Linked DNA regions of Homo sapiens: region 2 is linked to region 1. A link is a contact called in ENCODE Hi-C or POLR2A ChIA-PET data. All regions are on one chromosome and are shown on one strand. Each heading gives the region's core, a stretch centred on a gene start or an enhancer-like site at or near the end of the contact. The rest is flanking DNA. Distances are from core to core; before and after follow the strand shown.

Region 1 (7,297 bases), core at 3,461-5,960:
CACCGTGCCTGGCCTCACTTAGCATGTTTTAAAGGTGCATCTGTTGTTACGTGTATCAGAATTTCTTCTTTTTTAAGGCTGAATAATATCCCATTGTGTGTGTATATATATATACACACCAAATTTTGTCCATCTGTTGGTGGAACTTGTGTATGGTGGTTTTTTTTTTTTTTTTTTTTTTTTTTTGAGACAGTCTCACTCTGTCTCCCAGACTGGAGTGCAGTGGTGTGATTGCCTGAGCCCAGGAGTTCAAGCTTGCTACAACCTTGACCTCCCGGGCTCAGGCAGTCCTCCCACCTCAGCCTCTCGAGTAGCTGGGACCACAGGTGTGCACTACCACACCTGGCTAATTTAAAAAAAAAATTTATAGAGACAGAGTCTTGCTATGGTGTCTAAGCTGGTCTTGAACTCCTGGGCTCAGGTGATACTCCTGCCTCAACCTCCCAAAGTGTTAAGATTACAGGATTGAGCTCCCTTGCGCGACCTGATATTTTAATATTTTTTTTAAAAAAGTGTAATATGCATACAGAAAGGGGCACAAATTGAATGTACAGCTTGATGAATGATCACAAATGAATACCTCTGCATTCCACTATCTTGCTTAAGAAGTAGAAAATTGTGAGCACACCTCAGAAAGCCTTGTGCCCCCTTCCAGTTTCACTCCTGCCTTCCTCCTCCTCAGAGATAACTACTGTCTTACGTTTTAGCACCATCGATTAGTTTCCCTTGTTTTTGTTTTTAATATTCCCTTGTTATCCTTTTAATGTCTATAGGGTCTGTGGTGATATGCTTTTTCCATTCCTCACATTGGTAATTTGTGTTTTTTCTCTCTGTTTCTCTCTCACACACACCTTTTCAGTTAGTTTTGCTGAGGGTTTACCAATTTTATTAATCTTTTCAAAAAAAATTTGTTAACTTTCTCAATTGTTTTCCATTTTATTGATTTCTGCTCTTTATTTTCTTTCTTTTACTTAAAAAAATTTTTTTTTGTAGAGATAGGGTCTTGCTATGTTGCCCAGGATGGTCTCAAACTCCTGGCTTCAAGCGATCCTCCTGCCTTGGCCTCCTGAAGTGCTGGGATTATAGGCGTGAGCCACTGCACCCAGCCTACTTTGGGTTTAATTTGTTCTTTATTTCTAGCTTCTTAAAGTAGAAATTTAGATCGATTCCAAACCCTTCTTGTCCAACATAGGCATTTAAAGCTGTGTATTTCCTACTAAACACTGCGTTAGCTCTATCACATAAGTTCATCACATAAGTTTTCATGTGTTATTATCAAAGTGTTTGATTTCCAAGTATTTGGGAATTCTAGATATCTTGGTTTCTAATTTAATTTCATTGTGGTCAGAGAACATCTTCTGTAGAATTTCAGTCTTCTGACATTTACCAAGACTAATTTTATGGCCCAGCATATAACCTGTCTTAGTGAATGTTCCATTTGTAGTTGAAAAAAGTTTGTGTTGTTGCATGTAGTTTTCTATAAATCAAGTTGTTTCATGCTTTTGTTTAAACATCTTCTATATTCTTACTTTTTATTTTGTACTTACTTCATCTATAGCTTTGCTGAGGTTTTTTTTTTTTTGTAGAGACAAGGTTTCACCATGTTACCCAGGCTGGTCTTGAACTCCTGAGCTCAAGCAATCTGCCCTCCTGGGCCTCCCAAAGTGCTGGGATTACAGGTGTGAGCCACTGTGCCTGGCGGTATCTCTCTTTTTTACTGAGAGAGTGATGCTGAAGATCAACAGCTATAATGATATATTCGTTTATTTTTTCCTTTAATTCTATCACTTCTTTTACTCTTAAAAGCATTTATTCCGCCGGGCGTGGTGGCACACGCCTGTAATCCCAGCAATTTGGGAGGCTGAGGTGGGTGGATCACAAGTTCAGGCGTTCAAGACCAGCCTGGCCAAGATGGTGAAACCCTGTCTCTTACTAAAAATACAAAAATTAGCTGGGCTTGGTGGCAGCTGCCTATAGCTACTCGGGAGGCTGAGGCAGGATAATCCCTTGAACCCGGGGTACAGAGGTTGCAGTGAGCCGAGATCGCGCCATTGCACTCCAGCCTGGGTGACAGAGTGAGACACCGCCCCCCCCCCCCAAAAAAAAGCATTTATTAGGAAACAGGAAAGACTGAACAAGAACAAGAGAACTAAGCATGTAACTCAAGAAGCCAGAGAACCAAAGTAATCCCACAGTACACAGAAGAGAATAATAAAAATAAAAACAAATTAAGAATGGAAATGATCAATAAAACCAAAAGCTAACTTTGAAAAATATTATTGATCTAGGCACACTTCTGGTAAGACTAATGAAGAAAAAGAAAAGGTAGAATATTTAGAAAAGGAACAATATTTAGAATGAAAATATAACTATAAATACTCTCAGTTTTTGCCTCTTTTTTTGTTTGTTTGTTTTTTGGAGACAAGATCTCACTCTGTCACTCAGGCTGGAGTGCAGTGGCAATCATAGCTCACTGCAACCTCCGTCTCCCAGACTCAAGCTGTTCTCCCACCTCAGCCTCCTGAGTAGCTGGGACTATGGGCATGCGCCACCATGTCCAGCTGATTTTTTTTTTTTTTTTTTGTGGAGACGGGGTTTCATCATGTTACCCAGGCTGGTCTTGAACTCCTGAGCTCAAGCAATCTGCCCTCCTACGCCTCCCAAAGTGCTGGGATTACAGGTGTGAGCCACTGTACCTGGCTGGTTTTTTTTTTTTTTCTTTTCTTTCCTTTTTTTTTGAGACAGTGTTTTGCTCTGTCGCCCAGGCTGGAGTGCAGTGGAGTGATCTTGGCTCACTACAAGCTCCACCTCCTGGGTTCATGCCATTCTCCTGCCTCAGCCTCCTGAGTAGCTGGGACTACAGGCGCCTGCCACCACGCCCGGCTAATTTTTTTGTATGTTTTTTTAGAAGAGACGGAGTTTCACCGTGTTAGCCAGGATGGTCTCAATCTCCTGACCTTGTGATCCACCCGCCTCAGCCTCCCAAAGTGCTGGGATTACAGGCATGAGCCACTGCGCCCAGCCTGTTTTTTTTTTTTATAGTTTGTATTTTTCTGCTGAGATTCACCATGTTTTCATTCATTAGACCTGTCTTTTCCTCTAAATCCTAGAAGGTATTTGTAATAAAGACCGTGCCTGCTAATTTAAATATCTGAGTCATCTTGGGGTCTGTTTTTATTGATTGCTTTTTCTGTACATTATGAGTCAGATTTTCCTGCATTTTTGCATGTTAAATAATTTTGATTGTATGCCAGACATGTGGGTGTTATATTGTAGGGATTCTCAATCTTGTTATCTTTCTTTAAAGAAGTTTTCATTTTGTTTTGACAAGTAGTTAGGTTACTGTAGTTACTTAAATTACTGTAAGTGACTGGTCGTTAAGTTAGTTTGACCCTGCCAGGTTTGGTTTTATGCTTTGTTAGTATGGGTTTATCCTTGGTCCAGACACCCGGCCCTTAGAATAGAGGGTACTCTTTAGACTTAATGCTTGGCCTTTTTGGGGTCGAAACAAAATAACAGAGGTGCTCAGCAAAGTCTCTCCACCCTGGATGAACTGGTACTTGAATGTCTTCCAGCACTGTGAAACCTCTGTGTCTGTGCAGTTCTCAGCCTCACAGCCACCGCTGTCTGCTAAACTGCATAGAATCTGGAAGCCATGGACCCACAGGATGCCTCCCACCTTCTTCTGCCTACCTCTGTGTTCTGTCACCCCACCCATGCCCTCATCTTCTCTCAGATTTCTTGCCCTACAAATTCTACCTGCCTCAGCATCCTCAAATCCAAGTCTTTGCTTCCTCAGTTCACAGAGATGGCTGCTGTCAGTTTAGGTTTCATCTCCCTGCACTGTGTTTGGGAAGGTGCCCCAGGCAGGAAGTTGGAAGCAACATGCAACTTACCTTATGTTTTTCTCTTTCCTCAAGGGTCACAGCCTTGCCTTGCCTTGCCTGTCATCTAATGCCTGAAAACAGTCGTCTCAAATATTTTATTCAGCCATACAGTTGTTTAGGACAAAAGGATATCTAATACCACTTTTACTGCATTATGGACAGAAGCAGAAGTTCAATTCTGCATATTCTTTTTTTTTTTTTAAGATGGAGTCTCACTCTGTCGCCCAGGCTGGAGTGCAGTGGTGTGATCTTGGCTCACTGCAACCTCCACCTCCTGGGTTCAAGCGATTCTCCTGCTTCAGCCTCCTGTGTAGCTGGGACTACAGGCATGCACCACCACACCAGGCTATTTTTTTTTTTTTTTGCATTTTTGGTAGATAGGGTTTCATCATGTTGGCCAGGCTGGTCCCGAACTCCTGACCTCAAGTGATCCACCTGCCTTGGCCCCCCAAAGTGCTGGGATTACAGGCGTGAGCCACTGCGCCCAGCCAGACTTTTTTTTTTTTTTGAGATGGAATTCTGCTCTTGTTGCCCACGCTGGAGTGCAATGGTGCAATCTTAGCTGACCGCTACCTCCGCCTCCTGGGTTCAAGTGATTCCCCTGCCTCAGCCTCCCGAGTAGCTGGAATATGGACATGTGCCACCAAACCCAGCTAATTTTGTGTTTTTAGTAGAGACGGGGTTTCTCTGTGTTGATCAGGCTGGTCTCGAACGCCCAACCTCAGGTGATCCGCCCACCTCGGCCTCCCAAAGTGCTGGGATTACAGGCGTGAGTCACCGCGCCTAGCCTCCGGCCAGACTTTTAAATGTTAGCCTTGCAGGTAGTTGTGCAGTAGTATCTCCCAGCCTTAATTTGCTCTTCTTTGATGACTCATGAGGTTAAGCACCTTTTCATATGTTTACTGGCCATTTGGAATATATGTGTACCTATGTATCTCTTGCCAGTTCACCTCTTTTGTCCATTTTTCTATTTATGTTTATTCCTCATTGATTTTTAGGAGTTATTTATATTTTTTTTCCTTTTTTTTTCTTTGTTTGAGGCAGAGTCTTATTCTGTTGCCCAGGCTGGAGTCCAGTGGCACAGTCTCGGCTCACTCCAACCTTGACCTCCTGGGCTCAAGCGGTCCTCCAACTTCATCCTCCTGAGTAGCTGGGACTATAGGTGTGTGCCACCACTTCTGGTTAATTTTGGCATTTTTTGTAGAGTTGGGGTTTTACCATGTGGCCCAGGCTGGTCTCAAACTCCTGAGGTCAAACCATCCACCCACCTCGGCCTTCCAAAGTGCTGGGATTACAGGTGTGAGCTACCGTGCCTAGCCTGTGTACTCTCAATACAGGTCCTTCGTTGGGTGTATTTATTATGACTATTTTCTTACACTTTGTGGTTCACCTTTTCACTCTTTATTTACATAATTATAGCCATTGTGCGTTTTCACTCTATCTCTCTTTTTTTTTTTTTTTTTTTTTTTTTTGAGACAGAGTCTTGCTCTGTCACTCAGGCTGGATTACAGTGGTGTGATCTCGGCTCACTGCAACCTCCGCCTCCCAGGTTCAAGAGATTCTCCTGCCTCAGTCCCCCGAGTAGCTGGGATTACAGGCGCCCACCACCATGCCCAGCTAGTTTTTGTGTTTTTAATAGAGAAGGGGTTTCACCATGTTGGCCAGGCTGGTTTTGAACTCCTAACCTCAGGTGATCCACCCACCTTGGCCTCCCAAAGTGCTGGGGTTACAGACGTGAGCCACTGCGTCCGGCTGCTTTTTCACTCTCTTAATGGTGTCTTTGATAAACCTTAATTTTGACTTAGTCTAATTTAATCTTTTATGGTTAGTACTTTTTTTGTGGTCTGTGTAAGAAATCTTTGTGTCTACCCTAAGGTCACAAAGAAGTTTCACTCTCTTACATCTCATGTTTATAGTTGGCCTGGAATTGTTTTTTCTGTGTAGGGGCGAAGGTTCATTTTTTCCCTCATATTGACCTAGCTGTTTAATTGAAAAGAACATCTGCTGCTGTGTAAATCAGGTATACATGTACGTGTGGATCTGCTGGGGAACTCCTTCCTGTTAATTTGTTTGTCTTTCCTTGCACCAGTATTACAATGTATTACTGTAGCTTTAAAATAAATCTTAATGCCTGGTAGAATAAGGCCTCCTGTTTTGTTCTTCAATATTGTCTTGGCTTGCTCCTTTGTATTTCCATATACATTTTAGAGTGGGTTTTATCAGCTTCCATACCCAAACAGAAATACCCTTAAGGATTTTCTTCTCTGATTGCACTAAATCTATAGGTTTCTTTGATCCTAGAAATGAATAATAGAATATAAAGAATTCTTATTGATGAAAGAAAGCTATTTCAGGAAACTTTTTTTTTTCTGTTAATGATAAAGGCTAAATGATTCCTGTCAATTGTTTCAAATTTTCAACTTTCAAAATACCTGCTGCTTCTTTCCAATTCACCTTTCTCTATTCTTTTTTTTTTTCCAATTGTATTTTTCTTTGACACTCAGTACTTGTCCCTTGATAGTGGAGACCATGTTTATACATTTTCATGGATCGAACAGTATTTTTTTTTAACAGACTAGCTACTTAGTGAATACGCAGTTGAATCTACTTGTTTGGCAGGTTCAGGCATTGAACAAGTACTAAGTGCCTGTTCTGTATCAGGTACTGTGTCAGTCTGGGGTAAGAGAGCCAGGAACAACATAGCCAACAAAAGGCTCTTTGTGTCTAATTTATATTCCTGAGGACCACCACTGGCCATCTGCTTGGGAGAATGGTTATGGCTTGAATAAACAGTGTGGAATGGGTCCAGGGAACCGGCTGAGGAAAGGGGACATTTACTCAACCTGATCTTCTTTGTTAAGCAGTGGAGAGACCCCTGGTGGAGCCAGCAGTATCCTTTATCTATAATAGCTTGCTTTTCATCTTTTTTATATCAGTGGCTGCCTGTGGCCTCTCACCAAATCTGGTGGACTCATTTTCTCTGTGTATTTAGTTTTTCTCCTGGAAATGACTAACAGCTGCTTAAGTCCTTATTCCTTTCTCCAGGTTTCTGGTGCTGCCATAATTTGTTCTATCCACTTGGGATACTGCTGTAGTGGGAATATTGTCCCTGTTACCATCTTCAGGTTACAAACCTTTTCCCCAGCTTGTGGTAAAATCCCGGGGGTCTGGTGGATCCCACGCATTTTAGGATGTATATGGGAAGCTAACATTATAGGCACAGTGTTTTTTTTTTTTTCACTGTGTCCGTCTGTTCTTCAGAGGAGCAAAGGCTAGCATGACCTTTAAGTCCTCCTTTAAGAGTACTGAATTTCTGCCAGGAGCGTGGCTTGTTCCTCAAGTGTCGCTAGGTGAATTGTTATTAGCAAGGAGGGATGAAATTGCGAAATCTTAAAAAGTAGAGAATTCCT
Region 2 (7,297 bases), core at 2,728-5,227, 130 kb after region 1:
ACTCATTTTACACCACCACCCAGCCCTCACAATATAACAAAAGTTTCATGAAGTCTTACCTACCCTTACTGTATGTAACGCACTCTGATAGTTTGTATTTCATTCTGTTCTATTTCATTTTTTAAAAATTCTGGTTGTAATCCACTAAATTTATTTCATAGACTGACTAGTGGCCCATGGCCTGGTTTGAAAATGCGTTGCACGTGCTTCTTTATGTGGGTGTAAGTGTGTGCAGATAAGTTGCCAGAACTGACTGAAGGTTATGTGCATCACCAGGTCACCCTCTATAGAAATTGTACAAATTTGTTCTCCCACAAACAATCCATGAAAGGGCTTGTTTCCCCTTAACCCACACCAACAGTTTATTATTAGACATGTAAAAACACCTTTGTCACTCTGACTGGTAAAGAATGGCATCTCATTATGTTGAATATCCATGTGGCATATTTTGGGTCATCTTTATGCCATTTAGTAAATTCATCTTTTTCCTACATGTTAGAAATATACCAAGTGTATATGTGTATCTAGGCCTGTTGACCTCTCTGTTCTCTTCCATTGGTCTGTCTATCCGTATGCCAGTACCAAACTTGTAATTGCTATGGCTTCATACCATGTTGTGGTATCTGATAGGCTAGTCCCCACTTACCTTTTTAACTTTTTTTTTTTTTGGCTGTCTTCACACATTCACTTGTACCATATGAACATACATATACTTCCTTTTTAATGTTCTTATTTTTCTTCACATCCCAAAGTCTTCTGGCTGAAATCCTATTGCCCATATCTGATGCTTTCCACCACTGCAGAATTCTTTAGTACCAACACTGCAGTGTGCGTGACGGACAAAAGAGCCTGTTATCCCTGTGTGACTAGACGTGGGCCTGTCAGCTTGCTTTTTGGGTTATTGTTCTTATCCCAGAGGTGGAGCTGCGTTCTTCCATTCTGAGGGACGTACTTCAGGACATTGGGCCCTTTGAAAGAGCCTTCAGACCACAAGGGTACCTTTCTAGTGAATCAGAACACCAGGGTGCACCGCCCATGGGGGGTGATTTTCTGGAGCAGACAGCTTGCTTCCCATGTGTGCTATTTATCCAAGGCAAGTCATGCTGCACCGAGATAGTCACTTGAGGTTTGCACCGAACAGGATAATGGTTTCTTTTCCCTAGAGCTGTTTAATCAGCAACCTTGGAACAGATGCAGGCAGGCATGATCTAGTGTGACAGCTCATTAGCTAGGGGTTGATCTAAAATACTGTTCAAATGGGCAAGGAAAGGCCTGCGTATGGGATATGTGATTTGCAGAATTTGAGATTCATCCAAAGAGGGAGAATCTGCCTAAGATGCCTCTGTCTAAAAGCTAGTATGTGCCAGGTGGGTTTGTTTCATTCCAGGTAGAGCACAGGGAGCTTATGTGACCAGGCAGTGTCCACCATTGGGCAACACATCACACTTCCCTTGGCGTCTTGCCTCCTCCCTCCCCGTCTGGCACAGACTCTCCCATCAGCCGTTTGGGCACCTGGGGACTTCTGAGCCCACAGCGTCATCCAGCAGACCGTCTGCGGAGGTTCCTTCCTGTGAGGGCCGCACTCGAGGGGGTGTATTGGGTGGGATCGTATCACTGGAATGAGTGAACATCGTTAGAGGGAGCTCCCACAGCTATGCGTGTGACCGTGTGGCTCGCCGCTGAAAAATGCTGCTCACATAGCAGAACTTCGATGCAATCCTTTTTGGATTTCTAAGGGGAAATTTTAAGACCGATAGGAGGAATAGGCTGGGGTTGAATAAGTTTGGTTCTTATTTTTAAATTAGCTCATCTTTAGAAAACAACTGAATTTAGAAGATTCTTCTGTAAGGCCCCAAAGGATTTCTTTCTGCCTCCCCGCTCTTGGCTCTTATTTGTGTCTCTCCTCGTGTTCTGAGCTTTTCAGCAGCCCTTGTGGGTCATCAGCCGAGGACCATCAGCTCGGGGCCCAGAGCTGGGGACTGGGAGTTATGAGCTGGACTCTTGAAGGGGCCAATACTAAACCGAGCCGTTGCCATTTCCTAGGAGCCTTGACAGGCTCAAACATCTCTGGGTACCCGGGGATTTGACTGTCATTGTTCTGATCCTTTCCCAAAGTTGTAACCCTCTGTTGACATAGCGGAATTGAAGATTGATTTTTCTTCACCACCTTCTGCCTAAAGTTCTTAGTTCTGAATGTGTCCACACCTCATTGACTTCTATGAGATGCCCCTGTCACGTTCCTCGATTCCTTCTAGTCCTTAATAGAGTCTTTCCTTTTCTTGAAAGAAATTTGCCCAGTTGACATTTATTTTCATCGTCTGCTGAAGTGACAGATCCAAGGCCCTAAGCTTCAGCAGAGTTGCAGGAAGGGACCATTTACACAGCCTCTTAGATGTTTAAGGTTTACCCGCCCTGACAGTGGCTCAGCAGGCGTAGGCCTCCTGGTGAAAAGCCGAGCACATGGCTAACCTGCTCTGGTGGAGGGGCTTTGGACCGTTCTTGTGTACTGCGAGGCTTGCCTTCCTGCTGGTGTGTGAGCAGCTCTCGGGGGAACTTGCTTCCTGGCTGAGCAACCTGTAAACAGTATGTCTGAGGTGGGACTCCCGGGCCCAAAGCAGCCAAAGGTTGCACAAGTCTAAGCTCCGTTAGGCCTGTCAGTGTGGCTGTCAAAAGAAACGCTGTTTCTTTTCTTTCTTTCCTTTTTTTTTTTTTTTTTTTTTTTTTTTTTGAGACAGGCTGTCACCCAGGCTGGAGTACAGTGGCACAATCTCGGCTCATTGCAACCTGCGCCTCCCAGGTTCGAGCGATTCTCCTGCATCAGCCTCTCAAGTAGCTGAGACTACAGGTGCCCACCAGCATGCCCGGCTAATTTTTGTATTTTTAGTAGAGATGGGGTTTCACCATGTTGGCCAGGCTGGTTTCGAACGCCTGACCTCGTGATCTGCCCTCCTTGGCCTCCCAAAGTGCTGGGATTACAGGCGTGAGCCACTGCTCCTGGCAAAATGCTGTTTCTAAGCGTTTCTTTGACAAGTCCCATCCTTCAGGTTCATGCATGATTAGGGAGAGGCAGCAGCCCTGACTGAGCACCTGAGTGTTCATGGAACCAGGTGCATAGCGTAATGACATGCCATTCATGACACTACTTTCTTCCCTGAACATGCCATGAATTCCTGATGATTACACAGTTCCCCAACAAGTGCTGCTCAAAACCTGGAACTAATCAGAAGGAAGCACCAGCCTTGACTGTTAGTGGGACACGGGGAAGATGGCTGTGAACCAAATATGCGGTGCCTTTGGGGGAGAATGGTTTTAGTATTTAGTAAGTGTCAGTATGTAAGTTTTATGTTGAAAAATGAACTAAGTCACAACAAGGTCTATAAATTTAATTATTGAAAAGGATAAAGTTGGGCCATTCAGTGAAACCTCCTGTAACTGAAGTCTCTAACACAGTAGCCAATGGGGGAATCAAATGAGCCCAAGAAGAAATTCTGCGTAAACTAGGACTTAGGGGAGCCCTTAGCATTCCACTTTGGAGTGAAGGAACCCGATCCGCCAGTTGGGGAACGCTCCTTTGAGGCCCATGTGCTTCCTGCTCCGACGGGAGAGAGGGATAATGAGACTTGCTCCCAGGTGCCCTGCCCTGGAGCCCAGCAGGCCACACGGGCTCTTTGACTCTGTACTGTGCCAGTGATTTCCAAGATGGGAGTGGTGCTCTGATTGCAGGAATGTCTTCTTGGAATGGCTTTTCTCACTTCTCTAGAGTCCTTGGTAGGGAGCACATCATCAGCTGAGCTAACGTGAGAACAGGGGTTGGAGCACTTGCCACCGGCAGTGAAGTAATCGGACAGCTGACAGTCTTTTCCAGAGGGTCGGGGATTGGGAGCTGACCCCAGGTCCCGCTCCGTTTTCTTTGTGTGCAGCACTTGTGTTGGTGACCAGCAGTGAAGAGAGTGCGTGGACGTCACCGTGTGGTTATGAAGCTAACGGCAGCCCTCAGCGGTGCCGACTTCCGCTCCCCGACACATTCCTGTGTGCACGTTCGTGGGTCTGAGCGTGACTCATGGTGTGTGTCCCTAGAGCAGTTCACTCAGAGGCTTCTCTTCCGTGCTCTCAAGAATAAAAGCAGGGCCGCCACATCCTGATAAGTCTTGCCATTCAGCGGTCCTGTCTTGCAGAGGGATAAGCCAGTGTCCCCAGGCCACAGTCCTTACACCTTGAGCAAGTTCCCCAGAGTGAAGCAATCTTTCTAGACAAGTTTTGCGTTTCTCAGAATTTTATTTTAGTGATATTGTTACCAAAAGATTGTAACCCCAAAATGTGTGCCTTTGGCTTGCCTGTTTTAGGAATTCACTTGTGTTATCTCCCCAAGCAAAACAAAAGAAAGAGAAACCTTCCTGTTGACGAATCCTTTTTACCTTCTTGAGAGTTGTCAATGGGACTAACTTGTATATTTCTTTGCTACCTTCTTTTAAAAACATTTTTCTTATTTACTATTACAGACGTATAGTAATGGTGCCTGACATAACCCACAGCCAAAGGCCTTGGCCTTGCTGTGTGTATTTCAGGCTTTTTCTTCCCTTTTCTTTTTTTTTAAGTAATAAGATATTACAGTTATAGCTGAAGCCTGATCCTGTTCCCTTTTCTCCCTCTCGTCCCAAGCATCACCACTGTCCCAAATCTGCTCCTTCTTCCCACATCTTTGCAGTTTGGGCAAGTCTTCTGAATGCCTAGTCATGATTTTAAGTCTTCTTTCCACCTTCAGTGATGGTTGGCTACCCTGAGCAAGCCAGTAGATTCAGTTATGTGCCTGGAGTCCAGATGTTTTATGTGGATTTTTCATGTGGAATTGTTTTTGGTAAGGAAGTATTCCCTTGCCACACCAATGAAAAGAGAAGAAAACAGGTAGCTGGCACCCACTGCATTGTTGCTTTCTGCCAGCCTGCTCCTTCTCCTTCCTCTCCAGCTCTGTTGTGTCCAGATGCAAACTCTACATGCAGGGTTTGACCCTAGGTCCTCACCTGCTGTAGCTCTCACACGGGGACCGAATGCTCTTGTGTCGTAAATCCTTCCTTTTGCTTCCTCGTGTTGGATGTGTTTAGTGGTTTTCATCTTCTGGTCACTATTTCATTCTAGGTTTATCCCCTTTAAATTATAAATTAAATGAATTCTTCGCTTTTCCTACCAGCAACTACCCACCAAGTTCTACCATGTGTTAATTTAATCAACAGTTATTTATTGAGTACTTATTACATGTTGATTTCCTGTTCTCAACATTGGAATGAAGACAGCTTAGGGTTCTGCTTTCATGAAGCTTGCATGCTCTTAGGTGGAGACAGACAGTAATTAAGCAGATAAACAGGAAATTATGAGCTAGTAGTGGGTCCATTGCTGAGAAGTAAGACAGGTGGTAGGATGACCCGTGCCGTGTGATGACTTTAGATTGGGTGGTTGGGGAAGACTTCACGGACCTTAAAACTGGCCTTGGAACGGGAAGCGAGAACTGGGCACGGAAGATGAGGGAGTGGGAGATTTCAGGCAGAGGGAGCAGCAGCAGGTACAGAGGCCCTGAGGCCTTTTATTGTGTCTTTTTGCTTGAGCGAGTAACTTAGAGCACACGTAGAGAAAGACAGCAGAAGTGATCTTCTAAACACTCTGTCCTGTGTGGAGAGCTCCTTATGTGAGATTTTGCTGTGTAGTGAATTAAGGCTCAGCCAAACTGGCTCACGTGAGCTCTTTGAGCTTGCCTGTCTCTGTGGGCTGAAGGCTGTTCCCTGTTTCCTTCAGCTCTACGTCTCCTCCGAGAGCCGCTTCAACACCCTGGCCGAGTTGGTTCATCATCATTCAACGGTGGCCGACGGGCTCATCACCACGCTCCATTATCCAGCCCCAAAGCGCAACAAGCCCACTGTCTATGGTGTGTCCCCCAACTACGACAAGTGGGAGATGGAACGCACGGACATCACCATGAAGCACAAGCTGGGCGGGGGCCAGTACGGGGAGGTGTACGAGGGCGTGTGGAAGAAATACAGCCTGACGGTGGCCGTGAAGACCTTGAAGGTAGGCTGGGACTGCCGGGGGTGCCCAGGGTACGTGGGGCAAGGCGTCTGCTGGCATTAGGCGATGCATCTGCCTGGAAGTCTACCTCCTGCCTGCTGTCCGAGGGCTTCATTGGCGCCACGGAATTGACTTTTCCGTCTTATATCATTCCTGTGTCTTTGTAGGAGTGGAATCATTCTCATAGTCCGAGTGTGTTTCCACATATGGTGAGAGCTGACAAGCATGGAGGGGTTTTGGTGTAAAAAGATTAGTCATTTGGAGAGGTTTTCTCATTTTATGGCAAGGTTCTTTTAAAGCCGTGGATTTCCATGCTGTTCGTGCGGCATGGAGATCACTTCCTACCGAGAGTTAAGGAGGAAAAAAAGATCTCTGAGTTTTGAAAGAAGATTTAACCAAAATGCATTTGACTCTTCTGTGGATTTTTGTTGGCTGATTTGGAAGGCAGGTGCCCTGGGCATCCCCAGTGGGTTCCAATTCTGCAGCTGCCCAGACTCCTGCAGGCAGAGGTGGAAGTGTCCCCGCTAGAAAGGCATCCAGGAAACTCGCTTTTGACCAACTCAGATACAGTCTGGTCTTTCTTGTTAACTGGGACTTTACCCTCTCCACTAATGAATAGTGTTTGTAGTTTCCAGGCAGGTTTTTTTCTTCTTTTGAAGTTCTTTGAAACCCTTAGGACGCCAAGGGAAGGAAGTTTTCATTTTCAGCCCTTTGCATTCTTCAAAATGTGATCCAGGCTTTTCCCTGTGGCGAGGGTGTCCCCTAGTGTTGACTTACATTATTTCCACTTGTTTTAAATGAACTTTGATTACCTTGACCTGTGCACAGAAATCAAGAGAGGCAGCCCCTTTTTAGAGCTGTTAGAAAAGAACTGAAACATCCACCTCTGGGAAAAATAGAGTTTAGTTTGTGCATGTGTCTCAGAAGTCAGGTGCACACATTGAGACTGGTGCAGCCACATGCCTGCCTTTTAGGGACTCCTTGACTGACCTGATGCCTTCACCCAAAGGCATAGTGAAATGGGAAGTATGATTTCTGACTGGTATGAAGTGGCTGCTTTAGAGAAAAGATCACATTCTTTAGTCCTAGAAACCAAAGGTGGCTTCCTGATGCTCTTATTCAGCACGTGCCTGTCTTTGAGGCAGGACTGGCACTGGGGTGGGGGCATGGTTTGGGGTTACCTTAAGGACCCTGGATATTTCTCAGATAGGACTTTTTCTTTTCTTTTTTTGAGACGGAGTCT

What was found. Hi-C counts contacts between places; a loop is a spot of excess contacts on that map. ChIA-PET counts read pairs that join two places held with the same protein, here RNA polymerase II (POLR2A). Pooled maps may share reads with other maps.
Region 2: a loop to region 1 is called in a map of K562, with 6 times the contacts of the local background. The contact joins two enhancer-like sites. A Hi-C loop is called at or near these places in 3 of 168 maps with a recorded cell type or tissue (G401, K562 and astrocyte of the cerebellum) and 2 of 50 pooled maps. POLR2A ChIA-PET finds 5 or more read pairs at or near these places in 7 of 52 experiments (Caco-2, GM12878, H1 and 4 more).

What each region holds. Positions count from the first base shown.
Region 1 is chr9:130,725,666-130,732,962 of GRCh38, forward strand. It overlaps a transcript of ABL1 not described here. Among named protein-coding and RNA genes, the nearest start is that of EXOSC2, 36 kb to the left of the region's middle. RefSeq lists enhancers at 3,830-4,666, 4,667-5,503. Within about 2 kb of position 4,711, at least 4 of the 41 ENCODE cell types and tissues checked have a DNase peak (open chromatin) inside an H3K27ac peak, as active enhancers do.
Region 2 is chr9:130,856,979-130,864,275 of GRCh38, forward strand. It overlaps ABL1 (ABL proto-oncogene 1, non-receptor tyrosine kinase), which reads left to right. Exons shown (of 11, transcript NM_005157.6): 4 at 5,785-6,057. Among named protein-coding and RNA genes, the nearest start is that of ABL1, 25 kb to the left of the region's middle. RefSeq lists enhancers at 2,750-3,599, 3,600-4,447, 5,509-6,009, 6,010-6,510. Within about 2 kb of position 3,978, at least 24 of the 41 ENCODE cell types and tissues checked have a DNase peak (open chromatin) inside an H3K27ac peak, as active enhancers do.